Linked DNA regions of Homo sapiens: region 1 is linked to region 2. The links are chromatin loops, found by intact Hi-C in ENCODE. Cell type or tissue: HCT116. All regions are shown on one strand. Region 1 overlaps CPA5 (carboxypeptidase A5). Region 2 overlaps CPA2 (carboxypeptidase A2).

What was found. Peaks named below come from ENCODE experiments on the same cell type or tissue, not always from the same donor. Only the 100,000 strongest peaks of a DNase experiment are listed, where the experiment ranks them.
Region 1: a loop joins it to region 2, with 2.8 times the contacts of the local background. A loop is called at or near these places in 13 of 110 quality-filtered maps.

The regions. Positions count from the first base shown.
Region 1 is chr7:130,354,616-130,358,615 of GRCh38, forward strand. The region is part of intron 5 of CPA5 (carboxypeptidase A5); the gene reads left to right. Among named protein-coding and RNA genes, the nearest start is that of CPA5, 12 kb to the left of the region's middle. In HCT116, no CTCF peak of the experiment used is centred here; DNase peaks (open chromatin) are centred at 1,766 and 2,646; H3K4me3 peaks cover 1,693 bases; H3K27ac peaks cover 2,114 bases.
Region 2 is chr7:130,287,122-130,291,121 of GRCh38, forward strand. CPA2 (carboxypeptidase A2) reads left to right here. Exons shown (of 11, transcript NM_001869.3): 11 at 2,439-2,677. The coding sequence ends at 2,626. Among named protein-coding and RNA genes, the nearest start is that of CPA4, 4.0 kb to the right of the region's middle. In HCT116, CTCF peaks have their summits at 2,063 and 2,266; DNase peaks (open chromatin) are centred at 1,940 and 3,840; H3K4me3 peaks cover 1,458 bases; H3K27ac peaks cover 1,616 bases.

The DNA of each region.
Region 1 (4,000 bases), 67 kb after region 2:
GTTGGCCAGGCTGGTCCCAAACTCCTGGCCTCAAGTGATCCACCTGCCTCAGCCTCCCAAAGTGCAGGGATCATAGGCGTGAACCACGAGAGGTTTTTTTGTTTGTTTGTTTTTGTTTTTTAAGATGGGGTTTTGTTATATTGCCCAGGGTGGAGTAAAGTGGCTATTCACAGGCACAGTCATAGCGTACTGCAGCCTTGAACGCCTGGGCTCAAGAGATCCTCCTGCCTCAGCCTCCCGAATGGCTGGGACTGCAGGCGTGCACCACCATGCCTGGCTTGAATAGCAGAGTTTTAAAGGTAGAAATGCTGTTGGCTGGTCTGTGGGTGAGTGGCAGCTCCAGAGAGGAGAAGAAGACAACAGGAAAGATTGCAGGAGAAGCCAGGGAAGACAGCAGCAGTGATGGGCAAGACCCTAAGAGAGATGGAGGCTGCCTGCATCATGGGGGTAGGGACAGAAGAAGAGGACCCAGGCCCCTCTGTTGGGCCCCATGAAAGTCAGGTGCTGACTGACTCCCCCAGATGACCATTAATGGGGGCTTTCTGCCCTCCAAGTCCTACAGAAGCTATCCTACCTCTGGAGAAACCCAGACTTCCTGGTCATGCCTTGTAATGCTCCATCACAGAGCCCTGGAGTCACCCCAAAGTTATTATCACCCTCCTTATCATTGTCACACTCCTCCTCATCATCATAGCTAACATTCACTAGCATTTACTACATGCCTGGCAAAAGTCTAAGCATTTAGCATGTATTAACCCTTCTAATCCTCATGAGAACATTGGTGTGTGTGTGTGTGTGTGTGTGTTTGTGTGATGGAGTCTTGCTCTGTCGCCCAGGCTGGAGTGCAGTGGCACAATCGCCCCTAACTGCAACCTCCGCCTCCTGGGTTCAAGCAATTCTCCTGCCTCAGTTTCCCAAGTAGCTGGGCTTACAGGCGCGCGCCACCACGCCTGGCTGATTTTTGTATTTTTAGTAGAGACAGGGTTTTGCCATGTTGGCCAGGCCAGTCTTGAACTCCGGAGGCCTCAAGTGATCCATCTGCCTTGGCATCCCAAAGTGCTGGGATTACAGGTGTCAGCCACTGCGCCTGGCTCTCATGAGAACATTTTAAAGTATGTGATAAAGTATGTGATAACATGACCTCCATTTTACAATGGGGAAACTGAGGCACAGAGATGTTAGTAATTTGATGGAGTTGGTGGCAGGATCAGGGTTTAACCTGAGCTCCCGCACCCTCAGACTCCACTCTCAAGGCATCTGTCCCCTCAGTGGTCATCACTGTTGTCTGTGTGGCACTTTAACTTTGCCTTTTAGACAGGGAAGCCTTGTGGTTTGGCCTTGACCTCTGAGGGGGTCCATTCTGAAAACTTCAGATCAGCAGCCACCCCCCACATCCAGTGCCACAGGACTGGAGTTGCTACTGGCCACATAGCTGCTACTGCAGATGTTAGACCTGGAAGAGAAGGCCAGGAACGTGGGAGGAGAGGCAGCGGCTGCTGTCCCAGAGCCCCCAACCCACTCTGTTTCCATGAGCTGCGTCCATTTTGCATCTGTGGCTGGAGTTCGGCTGTGAGAGATCTGCTCTCCTCCGCCTCAGCTTCAGCACTGGGGCCCTGCTACCTCCTCCCCTGCCCAACCCGGGAGGACTGTTCTTCCCTTAGGGCCCCCATCCTTCCTTGACTCATCGTAAATTAATTCACACTGAGGTATTACTTTCCCTGTCAGGTTATGGCTTCCAGGGAGGCAGATGGCTTACTTCTGAGTTGGTTGGTTTCTTTGTTTTGTTGTTTTTTCCTGAGAAGCCTGACAGGGCTGTCATTAGGCATTCCTCAGCCTGTGGCCTGACCGCATTCTTCCGTCACCCATCCCCTTCCCCCAGCCCCAGGAATGGAGCAAACGCTGGTGCATTTTCCAGGCCAAGGCAGATTCCTGTTCCTGGAAGTGGGGCCAGCTGTGAGGGCTGAGAATTCCCAGTTTGAAAGAGGGTGTCACCTCCATTCACAAGGCTGTGAGGGTGTCTGGAAAGTTATTTGCAGTTTGGTGCTGACTTCCCATTTGCCTCCAAGCTCTTGTGTGGAACAAAGGACAGCCTCCTGGGTCCTGTCTTCCTGTGGGTGTCCCAGGCTGTGTAGGGAAAATTGAGTCTTCTAGTCCTTTCTTTTTCCGATTTCTCCTCCCTGTCCTCCACTTTCACCCCAACTTCAGGCTTCCACCAGATCCTTGGAGACCCTTTGCCTTGTCCTCACAGCTGGCAGGCTGCTGTCTTCCTTGCAGCTGCTCGTCACAGCTGATGGCACCAGGCACACAGTGGCTGGCACACATTGGTCATGGTAGGCTGTTGAGATTTGGGTCAGCTTCCTGGGAAGAAGACAAATTCCTTTTGTTAGAGCTTCCCAGAAGTGTTTGTGAAGGGCCAGAGAGGACCGGGGCTCCTCCGGCCACATCTAACTTACCCAGCAATCCCAGCTTTGCCCCTGGCCAGCTAGTGCAGCTGGAAAACATCGCAACTGTAATTGCCTCGCATGGAGTTGGTGCTCAAAAATAAAGTGAGCCCCAAACATCAATTTCCAGTCCCATTTTTAAATCTATGAACCTGAACGTTGTAAGCAAGCCAACTAGGCCTCGGGGATGAGTGAGTCATTAGGCATTGCCTCATCTGTGGCAGGTGGGGCGGGGAGGGACACCGCTCTTCCTGACGGGGGTGGAAGACTCCACAGCAGCCATTAGGGCTTTTGGTTTTGCTATTATTTATTCATTTAAAAGTTCTGGGCTGAGGTGGGTGCATCACCTGAGGTTGGGAGTTCAAGACCAGCCTGACCAACATGGAGAAACCCTGTTTCTACTAAAAATACAAAAAATTAGCCAGGCGTGGTGGTGCATACCTGTAATCCCAGCTACTCGGGAGGCAGAGGCAGGAGAATCGCTTGAACCTGGGAGGCAGAGGTTGCGGTGAGGCGAGATCACGCCACTGTACTCCAGCCTGGCCAAGAAGAGAGAAATTCCATCTCAAAAAAAAAAAAAAAGTTCTTATTGAAGTAGTATAAGCACATTGCCAAAATGTAAAAATAGAGGATAGAAAAAATTTACTCCAAATCTGCCTTCTTCTATCTTAGCAGGCATTGCGAATATTTTGGTTTATATTTTTGGGATTTTAGTATCTTGCATTCTTATGCTCAGGGGTCCTTGAGTTTTCATCATTGTAAAAATCTTTCAAATTGAAAGAATAGTACAATGGAGTTTTTAGCTGTTGTTAACACTTGCATGCTCTTTCTGTCTACACACATATGCATACACACAGACATAAACATATCTGTGTATGTGTGTGTTTTTGTGCCTCTGTGTGTGTGTGTGTGTGTGTGTGTGTGTGTGTGTGTGTGTTTAGAAATAGGGTGTCACTCTGTTGCCCAGCCTGGAGTACAGTGGTACGATCATAACTCACTCTCAATCATAGCTCACTCTAGCCTCCAACTCCCGGGCTCAAGCAGTCCTCCTGCCTCAGCTTAAGTAGATGGGACTGCGGGCATGCGTCACCAAGCCTGACTAATTTTTTAATTTTAATTTTTTGTAGAGATGGGGCCTTGCTTTGTTGCCCAGGCTGGTCTCAAACTCCTGGGCTCCAGCGACCCTCCTGCCTTGGACTCCCAAAGTGCTGCGTTTACAGGTGTGAGCCACCATGCCCAACCTGCATATGTGTTATTACTGTTGGCCTTTAGTTTTGATAGTTGGCCTTAAGGAACCCAAGGGTACAGACTAGAATGCCTGGTTCTTATCTCACCTCCACCACTTGTTAGCTTTGCCATTAAGTCCCTTTACCACTCCAATCTGCTTTAGCTCTAAAACAGAAATAGCTCATTTCTGTCCTGTTTTCAGGTCATCTGACCAGATCAAGTGAGATCATGAACATAAAGAAGCTTGGTCAACTAAGGCTCTAGCCCCAAATAAGTTATCAGCAAGACTTAGTTGTGGCCCAGTGCTGCAAACAAAGGGCAACTCGCGTTAA
Region 2 (4,000 bases):
TCAGCACTTTTTGCTTCCTGCCCCAGGTCAGTATGCAGCTCTGGGCAGAACACCTGCCTCACTCCACCCAAGAGATGGCTGTATGGTTGTAGTGGGTGAGATATTTCCTGGGCAGCTTCCCATCTGGAAAGGGCTTTGAGGAGCTGTGCTACAGTAGGTGTTTGGTTCAGAAGTTGTTCTTTTTTTAAAAAAAAATTTTTTTTTTTTTGAAACAGAGTCTTGCTCTGTCACTAGGCTGGAGTGCAATGGGGCGATCTTGGCTCACTGCAACCTCCACCTCCCGGGTTCAAGCAGTTCTCCTGCCTCAGCCCCCTGAGTAGCCGGGATTACAGGTGCATGCCATCATGCCTGGCTAATTTTTGTATTTTTAGTAGAGATGGGGTTTCACCATGTTGGCCGGGCTGGTCTTGAACTCCTAACCTCAGGTGATTCACCCACCTTGGCCTCCCTAAGTGCTGAGATTATAGGAATGAGCCACCACACCTGGCCCAGAAGTTAGTTATTCTTTGAATTCTTTCTCAGAGAGGCATAGGGGGGCAAAACAAAAACCAAAAAACAAAACAAAACAAAAAAACCCACATAGCTTGGGTACAGAGCCCTGGGTTTGAGTTATAGCACTGCCACTTTGGAACCAAGTAGCCATGGTCCAGTCACTTATTCTCCCTTGGTTTCTTATATCTGTGGAATAGGTTGTTGAGAGGCTCAAAAGCTATTATGTGGAATACAAGTGTTCCCTAATTCTACAGCACTATGTAAACGTTGATTGTTAGTTTCCTGGTGAATGCTCTCCCACAGATAACTCCAGTCCTTAACGTGGCCTAACTTTTTTTTATTGGATCCTGGTCATTTATTGACAATGATAGTTACAAACATAACTGACATTTATTGAATGCTTATTCTACATACATTATCCTAGCTCCTTCACTTAATATCCCTGTTTTTATTTTATTATTTTATTTAGTTTTTTAGAGACAGGGTCTCACTCTGCTGCCCAGGCTGGAATACAGTGACAGGATCATGGCTCACTGTAGCCTGGACCTCCTGTGCTCCAGCAGCCCTCCCGCCTCAGCCTCCTGAGTAGCTGGGACCACAGGCATGTGCCACCACATCTAGTTCATTTTTTAAAAAATTTTTTTGTAGCGACAGGGTCTCGCTATGTTGCCCAGGCTGGTCTCAAACTCCTGGGCTCAAGTGATCCTCCTGCCTTGGTCCCCAAAGTGTTGGCAGAGATCCACGATGCCTTGCCACTTAATCTCTTAATCTCAGTTTCCTCATCTGTAAAATGGGAATAATGCTAGTACCTACCTAGAGATTCACAACCAGTTTAACATAGTGCCTAGCACATTGACACAGCCAATAGTGTCATCACAACCATTATGCCATTTAATTCTCACTCCCCTGTGAAACAAGTAGTAATATCATCCCTATGTGACAGGTGAAGCATCTGGAAATAGATGACTTGCTTTAGGTCACTCAGATAATGATTTGTAGGGTTGGGATTCTATCTGAGACCAGTATTCTGTCTACAGTTGACCTCTTAGTGTGATTGGCTGTGTCATGTAGACACACCAAAAGGTATGAGTTGGTAATTTTGGTCCAGGGAAGATTCAGTTCAAATCAGCAACCATTTAGTATTTATTATTTACCAGGCATTAATTTCCAAGCTGCTCTGCTGGGTGAAGGCAAAGACAAAAATCATGGGCGTTGACAATATTAATTCACAATATTAACCTCTAGCCCTACTCTTTTCTGGTACAACCTCCCTGGTCTTTCCAGCCCCATTCTTAGGGACTAGGTAGCTTCCGACATCTGTGCCTCAGCCGAGTCCTCCTGTGACCTCTAACTGCCCTTCCTGGGAGGGGCCACAGGGCCGGTCCATTGCTCGGCTTTTCTGAGTCATGACTGACTTGTAAGTTAATGCCATCTTCCTTCTTCATCTGTCACATCAGCGGCCACACAGATCTCAGGTGCACATTACTGTGTTGGCTGAACCCACCACACAGAGGTGCTGTACCTGCAATTTGATAGCAGAGCAGAGAGTGCTCCACCCTTAATGCTCAAAGTCCCCTGAGGGTAGGGACCAAATCTCTTACTGCATTTGTAATCCCTCCACTCCCACTAGAGAAAACCATGTCTGTGCCTTCTAAAGAAGGAAGTGGTGTGGCCTACCTAAGGTGGAGAAGAGGCCACTTAGGATGGCGTGGGCTCCTAAGAGCACTGAAGGAAGGCTCAGTTCAGTGTCCGCTGAATAACACCTTTTGCTTTTCAAATTATTGTGTTTTTTCATAAATGTGACCCTCTACTAAACTCTCCCCCCTCTTACAGTTCACACCTAGGGGCCTGGCTTACCTATGATAGTAGAATTTAATATAGAGGTTCCATTGCGTGAAGGCTAGTGGTAGTCGTGTAACCAAACTTTATTCTCGTTTGCACTTCAGACCAAGCCAGTGGAGGAAGCATTGACTGGTCCTATGATTATGGCATCAAGTACTCATTTGCCTTTGAACTGAGAGACACAGGGCGCTACGGCTTCCTCTTGCCAGCCCGTCAGATCCTGCCCACAGCCGAGGAGACCTGGCTTGGCTTGAAGGCAATCATGGAGCATGTGCGAGACCACCCCTATTAGGGCCCTGGGGAAGAAACAAGAGCCATTAAAATCTCTTTGGTTTGAAGCAAAGTTGGGTTGTGTTGTTTATTTTTCTAAGCCTGATCTGGCAGCACCGTTTCTCCAGTTTCTGCTGCCCTCAAACACAACAAGTCATGGCATTGTACCCCTTCATCTTTTAGAAAATCCATCCTGGGGCCAGGCGTGGTGGCTCACCTGAAATCCCAGCACTTTGGGAGGCTGAGGTGGGACGACTGCTTGAGCCCAGGAGTTTGAGATCAGCCTGGGCAACATGGGGAGACCCCATCTCTAAAAAGAATAATATTAAAAAAAAAAATCCATCCGGAGCAGAGTGCTCCCAACATCATTTGACAGTTTTTGTTTTTGTTTTCCTTTTGAGACAGAGTCTCACTCTGTCACCCAGGCTGGAGTGCAATGGCGCGATCTCGGCTCACTGCAACTTCTGCCTCCCAGGTTCAAGCAATTCTCCTGCCTCAGCCTCTCAAGTAGCTGGGATTACAGGCACCTGCCACCATGCCTGGCTAATTTTTGTAGTTTTAGTAGAGACAGGGTTTCACCATTTTGGCCAGGCTGGTCTTGAACTCCTGACCTGAAGTGATCCACTCGCCTCGGCCTCCCAAAGTGCTGGGATTACAGGCGTGAGCCACCGTGCCTGGCCCCATTTGACAGTTTTTTATTGTGTTAAATTATACACAAAACTTACAATTTTGACCATTTTTAAGTGTACAATTCATTGGCATTAAGTACATTCACAACGTTATGCCACCATCACCATCATCCATCTCCAGAACTTTCCTATCATCCCAGACTGAAACTCTTCCCCATTAAACCATAACTCCCCATTCCTCTTGCCCTTCAGCCCCTGGCAACTACTAGCTACTTTCTGTCTCTACGAATTAGCCTATTCTAGGTATTTCGTATAAGCGGAATTAAACAGTATTTGCCCTTTTGTGGCTAGCATTTTTTTTTTTTTTTTTGGTTAATATAATGTTTTCAAGGTTCATCCATGGTGTAGCATGTGTCACTGCTTCATCGTAAGAGTGTAGCATTTTAGGGCTAGCAATGGACTTTCAAGTTCATGTATTCAATAAATACTCATGAAGCAACTGCACTGTGCCAGGCCTCGTGCCAGGTGCTATACCTGGTTCCATTGTTGCCTTTGGTTTTTCCTTTCCTGGTGTGCTGCTTTATGAAGACTTGTGGGGCAGGGCATGGTGACTCAGGCCCGTGATCTCAGCACTTTGGAAGGCTGAGGTGGGAGGATCAGGAGTTTGAGATCAGCCTGAGCAACACAGTGAGACCCCGTCTGTACAAAAACAAAACAAAGCACCCGTCATGGTGGCAAACATCTTTAGTCTCAGCTGCTTGGGAGGC